Linked DNA regions of Homo sapiens: region 1 is linked to region 2. Evidence: read pairs that join two places in POLR2A ChIA-PET (ENCODE). Cell type or tissue: PC-3. All regions are shown on one strand. Each heading gives the region's core, and the rest is flanking DNA. Links, peaks and the distances in the headings are about the cores only.

Region 1 (8,000 bases), core at 1-8,000, 350 kb after region 2:
GGAGATCCTGACCATCCAGGCTAACAAGGTGAAACCCCATCTCTACTAAAAATACAAAAAATTAGCCAGGCATAGTGGCATGCACCTGTAATCCCAGCTACTTGGGAGGCTAAGGCAGGAGAATCACTTGAACCCGGGAGGCTGAGGTTGCGGTGAGCCGAGATTGTGCCACTGCACTCTAGCCTGAGCCACAGAGTGAGGCTCCATCTCAAAACAACAACAACAACAATAACAACAAACAAAACTCTTTATTTTTCTGGCATGATAGTGAAGCATGAGGGCTCCAGAGACACTGCCTGGGTTAAAAATCCCGGTTTGTGCAAGCTTCTTAACAAGTCTTGCTGTTATTTCCTCATCTATGAAATGGAGATATTAATAAATGTCTACCTCAGAGGATTGGTGTGAGAATTGAATGTTAAGCTTGTAAAAACTTAAAGTATTGCCTGGCACATAGTAAGCACTCAGTCATTATTATCCTAATTTATATTTGTGCGCTGGTGTCCAACTTTATTCATCAAGACTCATTGGATGAATCCTGATTCTATGCCAGGCACAGTGATAGACACCTCAGCTACCAAAGCATCCATCATCCGTGCCCCAAGAGCTTAACAGTAAAGTAGAAAGAAAAAGACTTGCTGCTATAACACAAAGGTTCTTAACTTGAACAGGCTTCAGGAAGTCTGAGAACTTGAATGACAAAAAATATATATATTTATTTACACTAACCTCTAGCTAGAATTTAGCATCTCCTTCAACTACTAATAGGTGACAAATCATAGTAGTGTTAGCAGTGCCTGTGGCTTTGTTACCAAGAGAACTTACTGGTATTTCTCTCGGGAGGCCAAGGTTGCAGTGAGCCAAGATCGCGCCCTTGCACTCCAGCCTGGGTGACAGAGCGAGAATCCGTCTCAAAAAAAAAAAAGACTACAGAGGATAGTGTAACAAACAAGAGGGGATTCTGAACTTTTTGTCTGAATATAAAATATAGCTTGTCCTTAACAACAGGCATTCCTTATTTCAGGTAAGAAGGTATACCTAATTTCAGATGTGTTCCTGAAATGCCAAATACTATATACGTCATTTGCAGAGATCACTTTCTTAAGTAGCAAAGGCTTTGATAAAACCTGTACTTTAGGTATTTAATCATTACAAAGATAACTAGTTTTGTAAACAACTTGAATAACCATTCCAGAGACACTTGTTTTGTAAACAGTGTTTTGCAGTTAACTATAGAGAACCCAAGTAGACATTTAAAAAATGCTGTTTAGAGTATGAAATGGTTCTATGTTTATAGGTTGGGATTTTTGAAATTTTAACGTAATATAAAAATTGGAAGAACATCCTTAGAGATCATCTTGTCCAACCTGAAATTCAAATCATTAGCTCAACTCCAAACCAATCTGTGCCAGAAGACTGAAATGGGCCTATGTGTCTATCGTTCAAAGCAAGACCTGGCCAGGCGCGGTGGCTCACGCCTGTAATCCCAGCACTTTGGGAAGCCGAGGCAGGTGGATCACGAGGTCAGGAGATCGAGACCAGCCTGGCCAAAATGGTGAAACCCTGTCTCTACTAAAAACACAAAAAATTAGCCAGGCGTGGTGGCGAGCGCCTGTAATCCCAGCTACTCTGGAGGCTGAGGCAGGAGAATCGCTTCAACCCGGGAGGCGCAGGTTGTAGGGAGACGAAGTCGCGCCACTGGCACTCCAGCCTGGGCGACAGAGGGAGGCTCCGTCTCAAAAAAAAAAAAAAGCAAGACTCGCAAAACACCGGATTCCTTCTCAGCTTTCTGAGCTGAAAAGGTATAGATCCTAAAGAAGAGAAGAGTGTATGTAAGTACTTCTCAACCAGTTTACCTCTCTGACCACTCTTACGGTGTTTGGGGGCAACAAACTAAGGATCTAGACTCGCTAAACCGCTCGCTGGGTCCTTCTCTCCCCACAATGCACCGGGGCCAGCAGGAAGGCCGCTCCGACCCCTAATTTTCCCGCGAATTCAGTTCAAAGAGGCGGCCGGGCCCGCGATCGGCAGCGCGCACGGGCCAACCAAGCCGCGCCTCCGCGAGAAGCGCCTCCGCGTGACTGACGGGGGAATCCGCGGGCCAACGGGCTGGGCGGCCCGGCGGTGCGCGCTCCCGCCGGCCAATCAGAGCGCCGGGCGGGGGAAGTGGGCGGAGCGAGGCCAGGGTAGGGTGAGCGGCCTCCGAAGCGGAGCGGGGCTCTGAGGAGACACTTTTTTTTTCCTCCCTCCTTCCCTCCTCTCCTCCTCCCTTCCCTTCCCCTCTCCTCCCCTCTCTCCTCCTTCCCCCCTCGGTCCGCCGGAGCCTGCTGGGGCGAGCGGTTGGTATTGCAGGCGCTTGCTCTCCGGGGCCGCCCGGCGGGTAGCTGGCGGGGGGAGGAGGCAGGAACCGCGATGGCGCCTCAGAAGCACGGCGGTGGGGGAGGGGGCGGCTCGGGGCCCAGCGCGGGGTCCGGGGGAGGCGGCTTCGGGGGTTCGGCGGCGGTGGCGGCGGCGACGGCTTCGGGCGGCAAATCCGGCGGCGGGAGCTGTGGAGGGGGTGGCAGTTACTCGGCCTCCTCCTCCTCCTCCGCGGCGGCAGCGGCGGGGGCTGCGGTGTTACCGGTGAAGAAGCCGAAAATGGAGCACGTCCAGGCTGACCACGAGCTTTTCCTCCAGGCCTTTGAGAGTGAGTGTGTGCGAGGCTTTGAGGGCAGGAAGACCCACTCTGCCAACACCGGGGATGGGACACTCTGCTGGGCCCCCTTCCTCCTCGGGAGTCCACTTGTGTGGTAGTGGAGGGAGGAATTGAGGGGATGTCCCCCTTTCGGAGATTACGTCTCCAGGGGATCCGGAGTCCAGGGCCTTGGGAGAGCTGGAAAAGAGGGTCCGGGCGGGTTCTTGACTCCCCCAAGATTGACGCAAGAGGCTCGGGACTGGGGCCCCACGTTCAGAGCAGGCGGCTTTTAGATGAGGAGGTAGCAGTTGAACTGAGCCGCAGTCACATCCCGAGACTGGTTCTTGTTTTCTTTCATGCCTTTCGGACTCTAGAAATACAGGGGTTTCGGTTGTAGCTTTTGAGGGGCAAAATGAAGCCTGTGAAGGGATGAGTGCAGTGGAACCGAAGAAAGTGTCCTTAGTCTGAAATGCCTTCGCGCTAACTTGGTGCTGCAGGTTCCTATGGCACCTTTGGATGCTTAAAACCCTTCAAATCTATCCACCCATTTTGTGGATATGTAAACTGAGCCAGAGAGTGGTCAAGCATCTTCTCTGGAGACGACCCCGGAATTCTGCTTTTTCTACCTGGCTTACAGAACATTTTCTTGCGTCAATTTCTGTTTCTAAGTTCTGTCTGGAAGGTGAAACTGACTTATTTGGAAAGGAGAGCAAGGTGTCTGGAAACAAACAATAGAATTTATTAAAAACATCGTGACTATGAATAATCCTGATTGTTCTTTAAGGAATGTTATATCCTGATTGGTTCCCTTTTTTGCTTTTGTGTGTTATAATTTGGGTGATCTTTAATAGCTAAATAATCTTACAGAAACTTGAATAAACTTGGCTCTACCGCCCAGTGTCCTTATTTACAGTTTCACTGTGGCATATGTTAAGGGCATGGTATCAGCTGTGCTTAGAAAGACGTATTACGTTGTTTAATACCCTTCCTTCATTCTCTCTCATTAGTGCTTCATGAAATTCTAATTGGAACTTAATAGAAGGAATTTCAGTTTTTATGGAAACGAATATTGAACCTGCTTCAGAGAGATTCACATTATTCACGTATTTCTTAGTATACTTTGAAATATCTAGAGAGGCTTTAATTGGAAATAGGATGTAGAACTGAAGGGCAGTGGTGACAATAATGATACTTGTTTGTACCCCTTCTAAAGTATCTCATCTCCCTTTAGTTAATTTAAAATAAAACCAATTGAAGATTTAGGTGGAAATTTTAAAAGTTCTTTCTGAATGTTAAGACACATCCTCCAAGAAAGTTTTAACTATTTGCGTTCTGATGAGTCGACCTCAGGGAAGTCAAGTGTCATTAAGAGCTAGATCTGGTCATAAAACAACTCGAAGTTGTTTACTGGAAAGTTTAAATACTTGAATGTAATTATTCACATAGTTATTTCTATTTGGTTTATTCTGATACTGCTGTATAATGACCTAACGTGACACTAATAGGTCATTAATGTAACTGATATAATAGTATATGTATTTTTCATCGACTTAAGTCCTGTATAACAAATTACATTTTAACTAATTTGAAATTTAATTCAACTCATTTTAAGCGTTAGAAAGACTGTTTTGTGAACCTGTCAATTGTGTAAAAAATGTATTGAGGTAATATTTATATTGAACAAAATAGATACAACTTTAAATTATAATTAGGAATATTTATTGAGAATTTTTGCTGCAGTTTGTGTCCGAGATTCATTTCAATATTGACTGACTTTTGAGTGCAGTGGATCCCACCTGTAATCCTAGCTACTCTGGAGGCTGAGGCAGGAGGATCTGTTGAGCCCACGAGTTTGAGACCAGCCTGGGCAACATATCAAGACCCCTTTTCAAAAAAAGAAAAAAAAAATCTTGACTGACTTTCATCATACCTGTATTAGGAATGTCTGGATCTGTATTAGGATGTCATCATATCTGTATTAGGATGTATTAGGATTCTGTTTTGGCTGACTACAATTTTTTTTTTTTTTTTGAGACGAAGTTTCGCTCTTTATTGCCCAGGCTGGAGTACAATGACGCGATCTCGGCTCACGGCAGCCTCCGCCTCCCAGGTTCAAGTGATTCTCCTGCCTCAGCCTCCCAAGTAGCTGGGATTACAGGCATGCGCCGCCCCTATGCCTGGCTGTTTTTGTATATTTGGTGGAGACAGGGTTTCTCCATGTTGGTCAGGCTGGTCTCGAACTCCCGACCTTAGGTGATCTGCCCACCTTGGCCTCCCAAAGTGCTGGGAATACAGGCATGAGCCACTGCGCCTGGCCGGCTGACTACAGATTTTTTAAGTGACCATTTAAAAAGTGAAATTTTCATCTTGTTTGGCATCAATCAATAGTTCTTTTGTTGACTCCAGCTGCCTATTACAGCTGCTTTTTGGAAGAAAATCGGTAATAAATAGTTTAAATTAGCTAAGTTAAATGAGTACAACTACTTCTCTTGAGTTCTGCTCGGTAACAATAACTATCTTAGAAAGGCTTAAGAAAAATATTGTAGAGAACCTTCAGTATAAAAAGCATAGATGAACTTTGTGAATGTATGCCATTGATTGAATACCTTTTGATCTTACTGTGCATACTTTCTTGATGTAAATATTTAGTGCGATATAAATAGTGCGTGATTTCCATAGCAGATGATAAGTTTATATTGATTATAACATGGTCTCGGTTGATATTTTTCTGACAAGTAAGTTTAGATCATGTTTGGATTTTGTTTCCTATTACCTAGAGCCAACACAGATCTATAGATTTCTTCGAACTCGGAATCTCATAGCAGTAAGTAGTCAACAAAATTCATCAATATTATTTCTCTCTTATAACTGCATCTGTATTCAATTTTAACATTTTTAAAACTCTTTTTGTAGCCAATATTTTTGCACAGAACTCTTACTTACATGTCTCATCGAAACTCCAGAACAAACATCAAAAGGTACATTTTATGAATCTTATTTCAAGCTGATCAAACCATGTTAGTTTTATTTTAAAGTACTATTTCTCAAAATTAAAAAAAAAAACGAACAAAAATAAGTACTATTTCTAACTAAAGATTTAAGATGAAAACTGAAGTGAGAGAGTGACTGGTTGAATTGGTTGCACAGTGGTTTTCTATAGTATAATCTTTGTAAGTCTCAGGTTGTTATTAGCTTTTTTTTTTTATCCTCTAATAGAAATGAGGCTGGGTGTGGTGGCTCATACCTATAATCCCAGCACTTTGGGAGGCCAAGTTGGGCGGATCACTTGAGGTCAGGAGTTCGAGACCAGTTTGGCCAACATGGGAAAACCCTGTATCTACTAAAACAAAAATTAGCTGGGCGTGGTGGTGTGTGCCTGTAATCCCAGTTACTTGCGAGGCTGAGGCAGGAGAATTGCTTGAGCCCGGGAGGTGGAGGTTGCAGTGAGCCGAGATTGCGCCGTTGCACTCCAGCCTGGGCAACAGAGCGAGACTCTACCTCAAAGAAAAAAAAAACAAAACTGATTTTAGTAGTGAAGTGAATAAAGTGATTTTACTGATTATATTTTTACTCTGTGCCATGGGTTATTTCTCTTTTTTTGTTTGTTTGTTTTTTTTTGAGACAGAGTGTCTGTCCAGGTTGGAGTGCAGTGGCGTGATCTCAGCTCACTGCAAGCTCCGCCTCCTGGGTTCATGCCATTCTCCTGCCTCAGCCTCCTTATTTTTTTTTTTATTGTTGTTGTTGTTTTGTTTTTGGTGTTTTTTTTGAGAGAAGTCTCACTCTTGTCCCCCACGCTGGAGTGTAATGGTGCAATCTCGGCTCACTGCGATCTCTGCCTCCTGGGTTTAAACGATTCTCCTGCCTCAGCTTCCCAAGTAGCTGGGGTTACAGGCGCCTGCCACCACAGCTGGCTAAGTTTTGTATTTTTAGTAGAGACAAGGTTTCCCCATGTTGGCCAGGCTGGTCTCGAACTCCTGACCTCAGGTGATCCACCCGCCTCGGCCTCCTAAAGTGCTAGGATTACAGGCATGAGCCACCGTGCCTGGCCTTTTTTTTTTTGAAACGGAGTCTCGCTCTGTCTCCCAGGCTGGAGTGCAGTGGCGCAACCTCGGCTCACTGCAACCTCTGCCTCCCAGATTCAAGAGATTCTCCTCCTTCAGCCTCCTTAGTAGCTTGGACTATAGGCGCGTGCCACCATGCTCGGCTAATTTTTTGTATTTTTGGTAGAGATGGGGTTTCTCTGTGTTAGCCAGGATGGTCTCGATCTCCTGACGTCAGGATCCGCCTGCCTCGGCCTCCCAAAGTGCTGGCATTACAGGAGTGAGCCACCATGCCCAGCCTGACCTTCTTTTTCTTTTTTTGAGATGGAGTTTCGCTCTTGTCTCCCAGGCTGGAGTGCAGTGGTGCGATATCGGCTCACTGCAACCTCCGCTTCCCGGGTTCAGGCAATTCTCCTGCCTCAGCCTCCCGAGTAGCTGGAATTACAGGCTCCCGCCACCACACCCAGCTGATTTTTTGTATTTTTAGTAGAGATGGGGTTTCACTATGTTGGCCAAGCTGGTCTCAAACTCCTGACTTCAAGATCTTCCCGCCTTGGCCTCCCAAAGTGCTGAGATGACAGGCGTGAGCCACTGCGCCCGGCCTCCGCTGGTTATTTTCAAGTTTGATAGAAGTTGAGGATTTAAATATTTACTAAAGGGCTCAGGGTAACTATATTTGTTACGTAAAATTTAAGTTAATTTTTGATTATTATGTGTAATTTGAATTAGGTCCTGTAATGGTGGGTTCAGAAAGTCTCATTTTATATCTTTGGTTTTTTTTTTGTTTTGTTTTTATTTTTTTTTGAGACAGAGTTTCACTCTTGTTGCCCAGGCTGGAGTGCAATGGCGCAATCTTGGCTCACTGCAACCTCCACCTCGCGGGTTCAAGGGATTATCCTGTCTCAGCTTCCCAGGTAGCTGAGATTACAGGTGCCCACCACCACGCCTGGCTAATTTTTTGTATTTTTCATGAAGTTGGGGTTTTACCATTTTGGCCTGGCTGGTCTTGAACTCCTGACCTCAGGTGATCCACTCACCGTGGCCTCCTGAAGTGCTGGGATTACAGACCTGAGCCACAGCGCCCGGCCTTGGTGGTGGTCTTATTGAAGGGGAAACACTTTTGAAATCAATAGGATGAAGGTTTTTTAAAAACAATGAAGTCTTAAATCATTAGATTTTAAAGTGGGGTCTGGAGGTGGAAGACAGCTTATTTTTGCTGTGTAACATTTAGTACTTAACCATACATAATTATCAATGCAAGTTTTTTGTCCTAGGTGCAAGATTATATT
Region 2 (11,392 bases), core at 1,373-9,372:
CTGACACTACTCCCTGGGTATGAGGTGGCCATCTGTTGGCTTTCCATGCCCCCTTCTGATAATACCTCTTTTAATACCTCTTTTTTCTGTTAATAACTTCAGGAGATCACTTCTCCCCTACCCTGTATCTCTGGGGTTCTGGTGTGGCCAACCCCAAACCCTGGCTTTAGACACTGGCATGTGTTCCAGGCCTGGAGGCCAAGTCCTGAGACTCTGCCATGGGACATCTGCAGCAGTTATGGGGAAAGAAGCATTCTTTTTCTGAGGGAGTTGCTGTATTGATAGGATGTAGGCTGGGAACTGCTGGTGGCCATCCTGTCCTCAACTTGACAAAGCCAACAAAGAGGAAAGAAAATGAAGAGATGAGGCCAGGCACCGTGGCTTGTAATCCCAGCACTTTGGGAGGCCCAGGTGGGCGGATCACAAGGTCAGGAGATCGAGACCATCCTGGCTAACTCAGTGAAACCCCATCTCTACTAAAAATACAAAAAAATTAGCTGGGCATGGTGGCGGGTGCCTGTAATCCCAGCTACTTGGGAGGCTGAGGCAGAAGAATGGCATGAACCCAGGAGGCGGAGCTTGCAGTGAGCTGAGATTATGCCACTGCACTCCAGCCTGGGCGACAGAGCAAGACTCCATCTCAAAACAAACAAACAAAACAAAGAGATGGAGAGTATGGATCCAGACATCAGTGAGCCCCTGGATCCAGCCATGCCTGAAACCAGCTGCAGCCTGGACTAACCTGATTTTGTGAGCCAATACATTTCTTTTCTTTTTTCTTTTCTTTTCTTCCTTCCTTCCTTTCCTTTTTCTTTTTCCTTTTCTTTTTTCTTTTCTTTTTTTAGAGACAGGGTCTTGCTCTGTCATTCAGGCTGGAGTGCAGTGGTGCAATCATAGCTCACTGCAACCTCAAACTCCTGGGCTCAAGCAATCCTCCTGTCTCAGCCTCCTGAGTAGCTGGGACCACAGGCACATGCCACCACACCCGGCTAATTAATTTTTTTTTTTTCTAGTGATGCGGTCTTGCTGTGTTGCTCAGGCTGGTCTCAAACTCCTGGCTTCAAGTGATCCTCCCACCTCAGCCTCCCAAAGCACTGGGATTATAGGTGCGAGCCAGTGTGCCTGTCCTTTTTTCCCTAAAACCAGCCTGAGTTGGGTTTCTGTCACAGAAAGGGTTTTAATACAGGCAGTGTTTTTCTTTGGTCTTGTATTTTTTAAAATAAACTTTATTGAGGTATACTTTACATGTAACAAAACCCACCCGTAAGTGTATAATTCATAAGTTTTGTCAAATGCGTGCACCCTTGTAACTATTGCCACAATCATGATGTGGAATATTTCTTATTTGCCCCTAAAAGTTTCTTTATCCCCTTTATGACCAATCCCTCTGACTCAGACAACCTTGATCTGCCTTTGTTTTGCAGATTCATTTTGCCTTCTCTAGAATTTCATGTAAAGGTCATCATATAGCATGTACTCTTTTGTGTCTGGTTTCTTTTACTCAGCATGTTTTTGAGACCCATCCACATGTTGCATGCATCTCAGTAGTTCGTTCCTTTTTATTGCTGGAAGGCATTCTATTATTCTATTGTATGGGTGTGCCACGGTTTGTTTAGCCATTTATCAGGTGACAGATATTTGAGCTGTTTCCAGATATTGCCTATTATGACTAAGGCTGTTTTGAACATTCACGTATGTTTCTTTCATTCGTTGTATGGGCGTATGTTTCAATTTTTATATCTAGACATCAGCCTCATTTTACTGTTGAGGAAACAGGGTCAGAGAGGTAGAATGACCTGTCCAAGGTCACATGGCTGATGAACCTAGGGCTGGTGCAGGGAACACAGCTGGACCAGTGAGGTAGCTGGAGGAATGGCACCTTTCTCCTTTTGGGTATTTGGGTGTCCCTTCATAAATGGAGCTTGGGACTGCTTGGAAGGTGCTCATGGAATCCTGGTAGCCAAGAACATCATTGCTGGGAGGGACTGTCAAGATGTCTCCCAGCGTCTGTTCTCCCTTTCTCCTAATAGTAACACTCCCTTTCCTTGGAGAACTGCTCCCCTATCGCTCTATCTGGTCCTGGAGCATTTTAGCCTTCTTGGTAACCCAGTGGTCACATGACCTTGGTGAGCCAATCACACCCTGGATTGGTTCAGGGACTGGACATGAGATCCAATCAGAGTCCTTCCCTGGAATATTTGGAATTTTTCCCCGAAACTCTAAGGAGGATATTTTGGCCTTAAGCTAAGTTGAAATTAATGCATCTTATCCAGTGTTAAAGAAAAAGCTGGAAATGTGGGTGGGTGGCCCTGGGACCCTGAGAGGTAGGTGCCTACCATGTGCCAATGATCATGTGCCATAATTCTCACCTTTCACCTGTCTAGACCAATGTTATTTTCCCCCTGTGGATTCCAGGGCTTGAAAGATAATATCTACTAAACCCCATACAGGAAGCCAGAATCCACTTCCCCAAATGTATTCTTCAAGGCATATGCACAACTCACTGTCTCAGCTGACTGCTCCATCACTACACAAGCCAAGGGAAGGACCTGGAGTTGAAATCATTCCAGCCGTAGGCAAAGAGGACGATGATGATGATGATGATGATGATGATGATGATGATGATGAGCTTGGCACCAACAAATTATGGACTCCTCCCAGAGGTCTGGAGGATGTCAGGTTGGCAATCTCAGTTTAGTCCAGCTGCCCATTTCACAGATGCTTCAGCCAAGGAAACTGAGGCTCGGAGAAGTTAAGGCCTGGCTGGAATGTGGCTGTGTCACATGCATCTTGCTTGCCTCATCAGATCCTCGCAGCTCCCCCACCCGTCAGACCATTGGCTGCTTGCTGGGCCTTGGCCACAGCCAGGGCTGAAGGACTCCATGGGGTCCCCGCAGTTGTTTCCACAGCTAAAGCCGACCAGCTGCTTTTCCAGCCTGACTTCTCTGAGACCACATCCCAGGAGGACGTGGGACCTGGCTCCCACATGGCTGCTAAAGGGGCTGGAGAATGCAACCCAGAAGTGGGGTGGGGGCGAGAGAGTTCTATGGGATGACCTTTGAGCAATAGGAAATGGGAGGGTAAATTCCTTCTTTCTCTCTCCCTTCCTGGAGCCAAGGTTTGCTTGCTGTGAAGTGGCAGCCGTGTGGTTATCCATCGTCTTGCCCTGCTTCCTATCAATTTCGTACTTCACTCCTCTGTTCCCTCATTCCTGCCCTGTGGAGCTTCAACCTCCAAATTAAAGCTTCAGCAATTAATTCCTTGCCGAAGGATATTTCCTAGTGAACCCAGGCAGCCTGGCTCCAGGATCTGCCCTACTCTACTCAGCAAACATTGAACCAGAGGATAGATGTGTGGGAATGTGAATAAATGAATAACTATCTGTGATATATTTATTTTTTATTTTTATTTTATTATTATTGCTTTTTTTTGAGATGGAGTCTTGCTGTGTTGCCCAGGCTGGAGTGCAGTGGCGCCATCTTGGCTCACTGCAACCTCCGCCTCCCGAGTTCAAGCAATTCTCCTGACTCAGTCTCCCAAGAAGCTGGGATTATAGGCATGCACCACCACATCCAGCTAATTTGGTATTTTTAGTAGAGACGGGATTTCCCCATTTTGGCCAGCCTGGTCTCGAACTCCTGACCTCAAGTGAACTGCCTGCCTCAGCCTCCCAAAGTGCTGGGATTACAAGCATGAGCCACCGCGTCCAGCCTTATTATTATTTTTAAAAATAACAATAGAGACGAAGTCTCTCTGTGTTGCCCAGGCTGGTCTATTATTATTTTTAAAGATAACAATAGAGGCGAAGTCTCTCTGTGTTGCCCAGGCTGGTCTACAACTCCTGGGCTCAAGTGAACCTCCTTCCTTGGCCTCCCAAAGTGCTGGGATTATAGGCATGAGCCACTGCACCAGCTTTATCTGTGATTTATGTATCATTACTATGGGGATGGGAGAGTTGATAGGGGGCCAGGATGGTGCCAAATTCATCAGAGATTATTCCCCTTGCTGTCTTCCCCTCCATTCACTACATTTAATCAGTCAAATACTCTCTGATCTTCTGCTGTATTTCAGAGGCTATGGCCTCCCCACTAACCTCTCTGCCTGGTATAAAAGAATCCATACTCCCTGATCCTCCACTGAGGTATGAGATGCTGGCAAGGTACTCTGCCTCCCTGAGTGGGTCTGCCTCCCTGAGTGGGTCTCCCAGTCTGAAAAATAGGATTAAGAATGTTCTCACTGCCTAGGACCTCTGCAGGGCTTAACTTAGTTTGTGCCTGGTGCATGAGTGTAGCGGGCATTGTTGGGGCTGCCTGTGCCTCACCATGTCTTCCAATAAGTCCCAGTTTTGGGGCCCAGTCTCAGTCCCTACTGAGTAAATGGTGCTGTCTTCTACACCCCCTTCCCAGGCCTGCCACCAGATCCAAGTTCAATCACCACATCCCAGGCTTTGACTCCAAGAATTGGCTCAGGCCTGGGCATGGGACTTAAGTCTGGCCAGGCACTGTAACAGTGCCCCAAAGGTTTGCTGGAACGATCAGGAAAGAGGTACTTGCTCTTTGCTGAGATCATTGGCTTGCAGCTGCCAGAGGCCATTTTTACTATTCGGCTGTTTGAGAATGAAGTCAGTAGAATGAAGTCAGAAGGAAGTGGAGCAAGAGCCAGCACAGGACGCAGAGTCCCGATGATGTCTTTGTAGCTCCTGGATCCAGCCAGGCCAGAAGCTAGTTAATCTCTGGTAATTTTAGGAATGAAGACATCAACATTTTCCTTTTTATTTGCTTAAGGCAGTTTGAGTTGTTTCTGTGACTTAAAACCGAAATGATCCTGACTAATACAGTAGGTTCCCTATGAATGATCGCTGTGGTTATTGCAACTAATATTAGAAACACATCGATGGGAAGATGCAACCACGGGGATGCATAGGCCAGGTTCCTTCAGGGGCCACCGCAGCTCTTCACACATCATGCCCGGGATATCAGGTCCCAGAGGGTGAGTTTTTTTCTCTTTGCTGCTGATGTATCCCAGGTGCCTGGCAGATGGCAGGTGATTGGTAAACATCTGTTGAATGAACAAATGCAGTGGGCCCATTGTCCATTGTCTGGTCCAGTGCGCCCTGCCTCCCAGTCCCCATGCCAGGGTACACACTTGCTCTCCACTTATCCTTAGCTGACCTCCGAAGCTAGGAGGAGGGGCTGCCAGGAGTCTATCTTGGCAAACTGATCTCTTGTTTTTACAATTTCACAATTTTCCTAGAAAGTATCCTTTCTAGGGCCTCATTCATCCCTTTATTCATATATTTGATTTAAAAAAATCTTTATGAATGAGTGTCCATTTTGTTAAGTACTAGAGAAAGATGCAAACGTGAATACTATTTTGCCTGCCTTCAGGGAGCACCTGTTCTAATGGGGATTACACTGACAATTTTGGTGTAGTCAGGTTATCTTAGGCATTTGGATAATTTTCTAGTATCCTACAGACCAGATAATGAAACAACTCTAAGAAGGACATTTTGGCTATAAGCTAAATTGAAATTAATGCACCTTAGCTAGTGTTGAAGAAAAAGCTGGCAATGTGGATGGGTGGCCCTGGGACCCTGGGAGGTAGATGTCTACCTCGTGCCAAGCTCTCAGCTTCCCAAGCCAATCTATAACAACTGCCGACTTGGAATCACTGTTGCATCATACTGATGGAGAAGTAGGCTCAGAGAAGTGAAGTAATTTCCCTGAGCAGAAATGGAATCCGAACCCATAATTGTGCTGTAGCAGGGACCGTCTGGTCCTTGGAATTCATAAGACGTCTCAGTGGGCAGTGGCTGATTGTCCATTAGCTCTCATAGAACCTCCTGTGGATGTTGTGGCTCTTTCCACATTCACCCTTGGATAACAGTGATTTGTTTCCTTGTCTACATCTCCCATCCCAACTCCCTAGAAGAGCTCCCGGTTGCAGTCATCTCCACAGCTGTCATACTTGTACCTTGTACCAGGGACAGGCCCATGGTAGAGTCCCAGTGTCATGAGCTTCTGTTGATTTTTGTCCCCAGCATCTGTTCTCTCTTTCTTCTAATAGTAGCACTCTCTTTGCTCAGAGAACTGCTTCCCTATCACTCTATCTGGTCCTGGAGCATTTTAGCCGTCCTGGTAACCCAGTGGTCACATGATCTTGGTGACCCAATCATGCCCAGGTTTGGTTCAGGGGCTGGACATGAGATCCAATCAGAGTCCTTTTCTGGAATATTTGGAATTTTCCCCTTGGATCATGAGCTGTTAAGAATCTGACTCCAGCCAGGCACGGTTACTCACGCCTGCAATCCCAGTACTTTGGGAGGCCAAGGCAGATCACCCGAGGTCAAGAGTTTGAGACCAGCCTGGCCAACATGGTGAAACCCTGTCACCACTAAAAATACAAAAATTAGCCAGGTGTGGTGGCGGGCCCTCTAATTCCAGCTACTCAGGAGGCTGAGGCAAGAGAATTGCTTGAACCCAGGAGGCGGAGGTTGCAGTGAGCTGAGATTGCGCCGTTGCACTCCAGCCTGGGTGACGAGAGCAAAACTCCATCTCAAAAAAAAAAAATTGAAAAATCTGATTCTAGAGCTACCAGTGGCTGTATGGTGGAGCCTGAGAGAATGAGGCCCTGAAGCAGTCAGCTGAGATTATTAGCCCCTCTGCCTTTCTGTGTCTGGCTTATATGAGGCAATAAACTCCATCCCTTTTTTACCTTATTATTATCAAAATATACAAGAGCATAGTAACAAATCAAATACACGTTGAATATCTCTTACCCAAAAGGTGTGGGAGTAGAAGTGTTTCAGATACTGGATTTTTTTTAAATTTTGGAATATTTGTATTATACTTACGGACTGAACATCACAAACCCGGAATCCAAAAATTTAAAATGCTCCAATGAGTATTTCCTTTGCGCATCATGTTGGCACTCAAGATGTTTCAGGTTTTGGAGCCTTTTGGATTTCGGATTTGTGGATTTGGAATGCTGCCCCTATAGCACAAAAGAGCTTATAAAGAAAATCCCCAGCCTTCTGCCCTATTCTCCCCGCTTTACCCCAGCTGTACTCCAGACACAAGCTGTTTCACACATTTCCTTTTGTATTTTTTTCTGTAGTTACCCCAGTTACTAGATCATATGCTTACACACCTATTTCTTGATTTATAACTTTAGACCAATAGCCATCAACTTTTCTGTAAGGTACATGAGGATTTAGCTTATTTACCCTCCTAACCCCCTCAACTTTGAAATGTATAGTACATGTAGGTCATCTACTGATGACCTATATCTAATAGTTTATTTCTGGCCGGGCACAGTGGCTCACACCTGTAAATCCCAGCACTTTGGGAGGCCGAGGCGGGCGGATCACTTGAGGTCAGGAGTTCAAGACCAGCCTGGCCAACATGGCGAAGTCCTGTCTCTACTAAAAAATACAAACATTAGCTGGGTGTGGTGGCACGCACCTGTAGTCCCAGCTACTCAGGAGGCTGAGGCAGGAGAATCGCTTGAACCTGGGAGGCAGAGCTTTCAGTGAGCCAAGATGGCGCCACTTCACTCCAGCCTGGGTGGCAGAGTGAGACTCTGTCTTAAAAAAAAAAAAGTCTATTTCTTTTGTTCAACTTTAGACAGTGTTTTTTGTCTTCCCACCCTTTTTAGAATAAGAATAAATATGGATGCCCTTACCATTTTATCTGCTTGTTCACACCCTATCTCTGCCAGCTATAATTTTTTTTTTTTTTTTTTTTGAGATGGAGTCTCACTCTGTCGCCCAGGCTTGGAGTGCAGTGGTGTGATCTCGGCTTACTGCAACTTTCACCTCCCAGGTTCACACCATTCTCCCGCCTTAGTCTCCCAAGTAGCTGGGACTACAGGTGCCCACCACTGTACACTGTACACCACTTGTACCTTGTACCACCAAGGTACAAGTATGACAGCTGTGGAGATGACTGCAACCGGGAGCTCTTATAGGGAGTTGGGATGCGTGGTTAATTTTGTTTTTCTATTTTTAGTAGAGACGGGGTTTCACTGTTAGCCAGGATGGTCTCGATCTCCTGACCTCATGATCTGCCCCTGCTTCGGCCTCCCAAAGTGCTGGGATTACAGGCGTGAGCCACGGCGCCCGGCTGTCAGGTATAATTTTTGTATTGTCTGTGTTATTGACATTCACATTCTCTTCTCCACAATGTTTGATTGATTGATTGATTGATACAGGGTCTTGTTCTGTCACCCAGGCTTGAGTGCAGTGGTATGATCTTGGCTCACTGCAAGCCTGGGCTCAAGCGATCCTCTCATCTCAGCCTCCTGAGTAGCTGAGATGACAGTCATGCACCACCATGTGTGGCTGATTTTTGTATTTTTTGTAGAGATTGGGTCTCCCTATGTTGCCCAGGCTAGTCTTGAACTCCTGGGCTCAAGTGATCCACCCACATCGTCCTCCCAAAGTGCTAGGATTACAGGTGTGAGCCACTGCACCCGGACTGGTTATTTTATTTATTATTATTTTATTTATTTATTTTTTTGAGACAGGGTCTTGCTCTGTCTCCCAGGCTGGAGTGCAGTGGTGCAGTCATAGCTCACTGCAGCCTTGACCTCCCAGGCTCAAGCAATCCTCCCACCTTAGCTCCCCTAGTAACTGAGACTACAGGTGTTCACCACCACGCCTGCTAGTTTTTTAATTTTCTGTAGAGACTGGGGTTTTACTATGCAAGCTATCCTCTTGCCTCAGCCTTCCAAAGCACTGGGATTACAGGGATGAGCCACCACGCCCAGCCTTCCACAATAAATGTTTATAGCTTTGTCAACAGGTCGACTCAAAAGATTCCCAAGAAACAACATTTACAGGACTATGATTATGAAACGCTGTTTACTGTAAACTCTTTTAGCCAAAGCTAGTTTGATTTGGGTTTGTGTTGGTTATGGCCAATGTGTCCTGACTTATACACTCAAGTTTTGTTGAGTCGAATGAGGTGTGTCCACATGCCTTCAAACACAAGCGGGGACAGAGCTCACCCCAGGCCACCTCTGTGGGCCTGCCACTCACGCAGTCACAACAGAGCCCACCACTAAAAGGGTTCTGTGCTTTGTTTATGCTTTCACCATGTTGAAATTCTTAATAATTTTGAACAAAAGGCCCCATAAAATATGTAGCTGGTTCTGAGCTCACCATTTGCTGGGAGAGGCCTGTGCTTTCTGAGAAATAGTCTCTCTCCTTGGCCAGGGCTATGCTCCTGGGAGGGCCCTTAGGCAGGTCCGGAAGCAGCCATAGAAAGTAAGAGGGAAAGGCTGTGAACCTGAGGGTTGACTTGGTGAATGGACCTCACATTGGGAGGTCAGACTGGGCTTCTCCAAGTCCCTCTTACAAAGAGGAAACTAACCTTGGTGAACCTGGGGCTGTGTCAAGGAGATGGGATTATCCCTACATTTACAGAGAAGCATCAGGGCTGAAAGATTTGCCCAAAGGCCACTGGTTATAAATGGCAGGTCCTAGATTCAAGTCCAGGCCTGATTCCTGCTCCACCGTGCAGCCTCCAGATCAGTGCTGCGCATGAAGCAGCAGACCTGGGTTTGAGTTCTTGCCCTGCTCCCAATTTGCTGTGTGTCCTTTAGTGAGGGACTTGCCCTCTCTGGCCCACTTACCCTAGCAGTCCTTTGAGAGAGCTGATCAACTACAAAAGTCCCTTTCAAACAGAATCACTATGTAACCAAATCATAGAGGAGAGGAAGTCTCTTTTATAGATGGATTCCAGCTAATAAATGCTGAATGATTGAAATATAATGTCATTCTGAAGTCCTTAATGAATTAATTGCTTGAAGCTTCCATGGCTGCTAACATCAGGAACAAATAATTGGACATTATGTGCCTCCTAATAGAAGAATTTGATGCCAGCTAAGGACATGGTCTTATGTGTGTGTGTGTGTGTGTGTATCTATCTATCTATCTATCTATCTATCTATCTATCTATCTATCTATAACTTGAATCTGATCAAGCCTCTACTTCCAACTGCCAACTTTTAGGAAAAACAGAGGATAGAGGAACATGTTGAACTACACCACAGGGGAGCAATCCACAAAACCCAGATGGAGGAAAATACCACAAGACAAACAACTCGTTTCCTCCAGTAAATAAATTGCAAGCAAAAACAAAACAAAAACCTTGCTGGGTGTGGCAGCTCACACCTGTAATCCCAGCACTTTGGGAGGCCAAGGTGGGTGGATCACCTGAGGTCAGGAGCTCGAGACCAGCCTGGCCAACATGGTGAAACCCCGTCTCTACTAAAAATACAAAAATTAGCCAGGCGTGGTGGTGGGTGCCTGTAATCCCAGCTACTCAGGAGACTGAGGCAGGAGAATCGCTTGAACCTGGAAGGCAGAGGTTGCAGTGAGCCGAGATCGCACCAATGCACTCCAGCCTGGGCAACAAGAGCAAAACTCTGTCTCAAAAACAAAACAAAGCAAAACCTCTAGACCCAAAAACACTCAGAGAATATACTGACGACTGTAATGTGTAGACCTCATTTGGATCAAAATCTAAACAAACTGTCAAAAAGCAACTGTGTGACAATTACAAATTGGAACATTGACCTGCTCTTTGATAATAATAGCAACTATTGTTAATTTGTTTGTTGTGATTATGGCGCTTTGTTTTTTGGAAGGAAGAGTTCTTTTGAAGATATACCCTGAAATATTTATGGATGAAATGATGTCATGCCTGAGATTTGCTTCAAAACTGGCCGAGTGCAGTGGCTCACACCTGGAATCGAGCACTTTGGGAGGCGGAGGTGGGTGGATCACTTGAGGTCAGGAGTTTGAGACCAGCCTGGCCAACATGGGAAAACCCCGTCTCTACTAAACATACAAAAATTAGCAGGATGTGCAGTGGTGTGCACCTGTAGTCCCAGCTACTCAGGAGGCTGAGTCAGGAGAATCGCTTGAACCCAGGAGGCAGAGGTTGCAGTGAGCTGAGATTACACCACTGCACTCCAGCCTGGGCGACAGAGTGAGACTTCATCTCAAAACACACACATACACACACACACACACAGCGAGGAGGGATGTGAATGGGAAGGTGGGTGGGTCTGGATGAGGCAGGATGGGTCATAGGTCGATGATTGTCACAGCTGAGTGGTGGGTATATCAGGGTTTGTTATACCATTGTCTCTTTGTGTGTGTGTATAATTTTCAGTTTCTAGCCCATCGTAAGGGCCTGAGGGTGGGAGTTCTGCGGATGGCTAGCCATGCCATCTCGGAGCAGGGGTGAGGGCATGACTTTGGGCACACCAGGCCTCGCCTCTCACACCAGGCCTCGCCTCTCTCTCCCCACCTGCCTTGGCCAGGCTGGGCCCTGGAGTGTTGTGCTCACTAGTGCCCAGGCTCAGATCTTTGTGTTTGGAT

What was found. Peaks named below come from ENCODE experiments on the same cell type or tissue, not always from the same donor. Only the 100,000 strongest peaks of a DNase experiment are listed, where the experiment ranks them.
Region 1: POLR2A ChIA-PET joins it to region 2 with 14 read pairs; 2 of 35 experiments call an interaction of 5 or more read pairs at or near these places.

What each region holds. Positions count from the first base shown.
Region 1 is chr17:31,934,838-31,942,837 of GRCh38, forward strand. SUZ12 (SUZ12 polycomb repressive complex 2 subunit) reads left to right here and starts at 2,170. Exons shown (of 16, transcript NM_015355.4): 1 at 2,170-2,683; 2 at 5,449-5,495; 3 at 5,585-5,649. The coding sequence starts at 2,410. RefSeq lists a silencer at 2,061-2,520 and an enhancer at 2,261-2,846. In PC-3, for the core only: no CTCF peak of the experiment used is centred there; no DNase peak of the experiment used is centred there; H3K4me3 peaks cover 2,331 bases; H3K27ac peaks cover 470 bases.
Region 2 is chr17:31,582,523-31,593,914 of GRCh38, forward strand. No RefSeq gene overlaps it. Among named protein-coding and RNA genes, the nearest start is that of MIR365B, 13 kb to the left of the region's middle. In PC-3, for the core only: no CTCF peak of the experiment used is centred there; no DNase peak of the experiment used is centred there.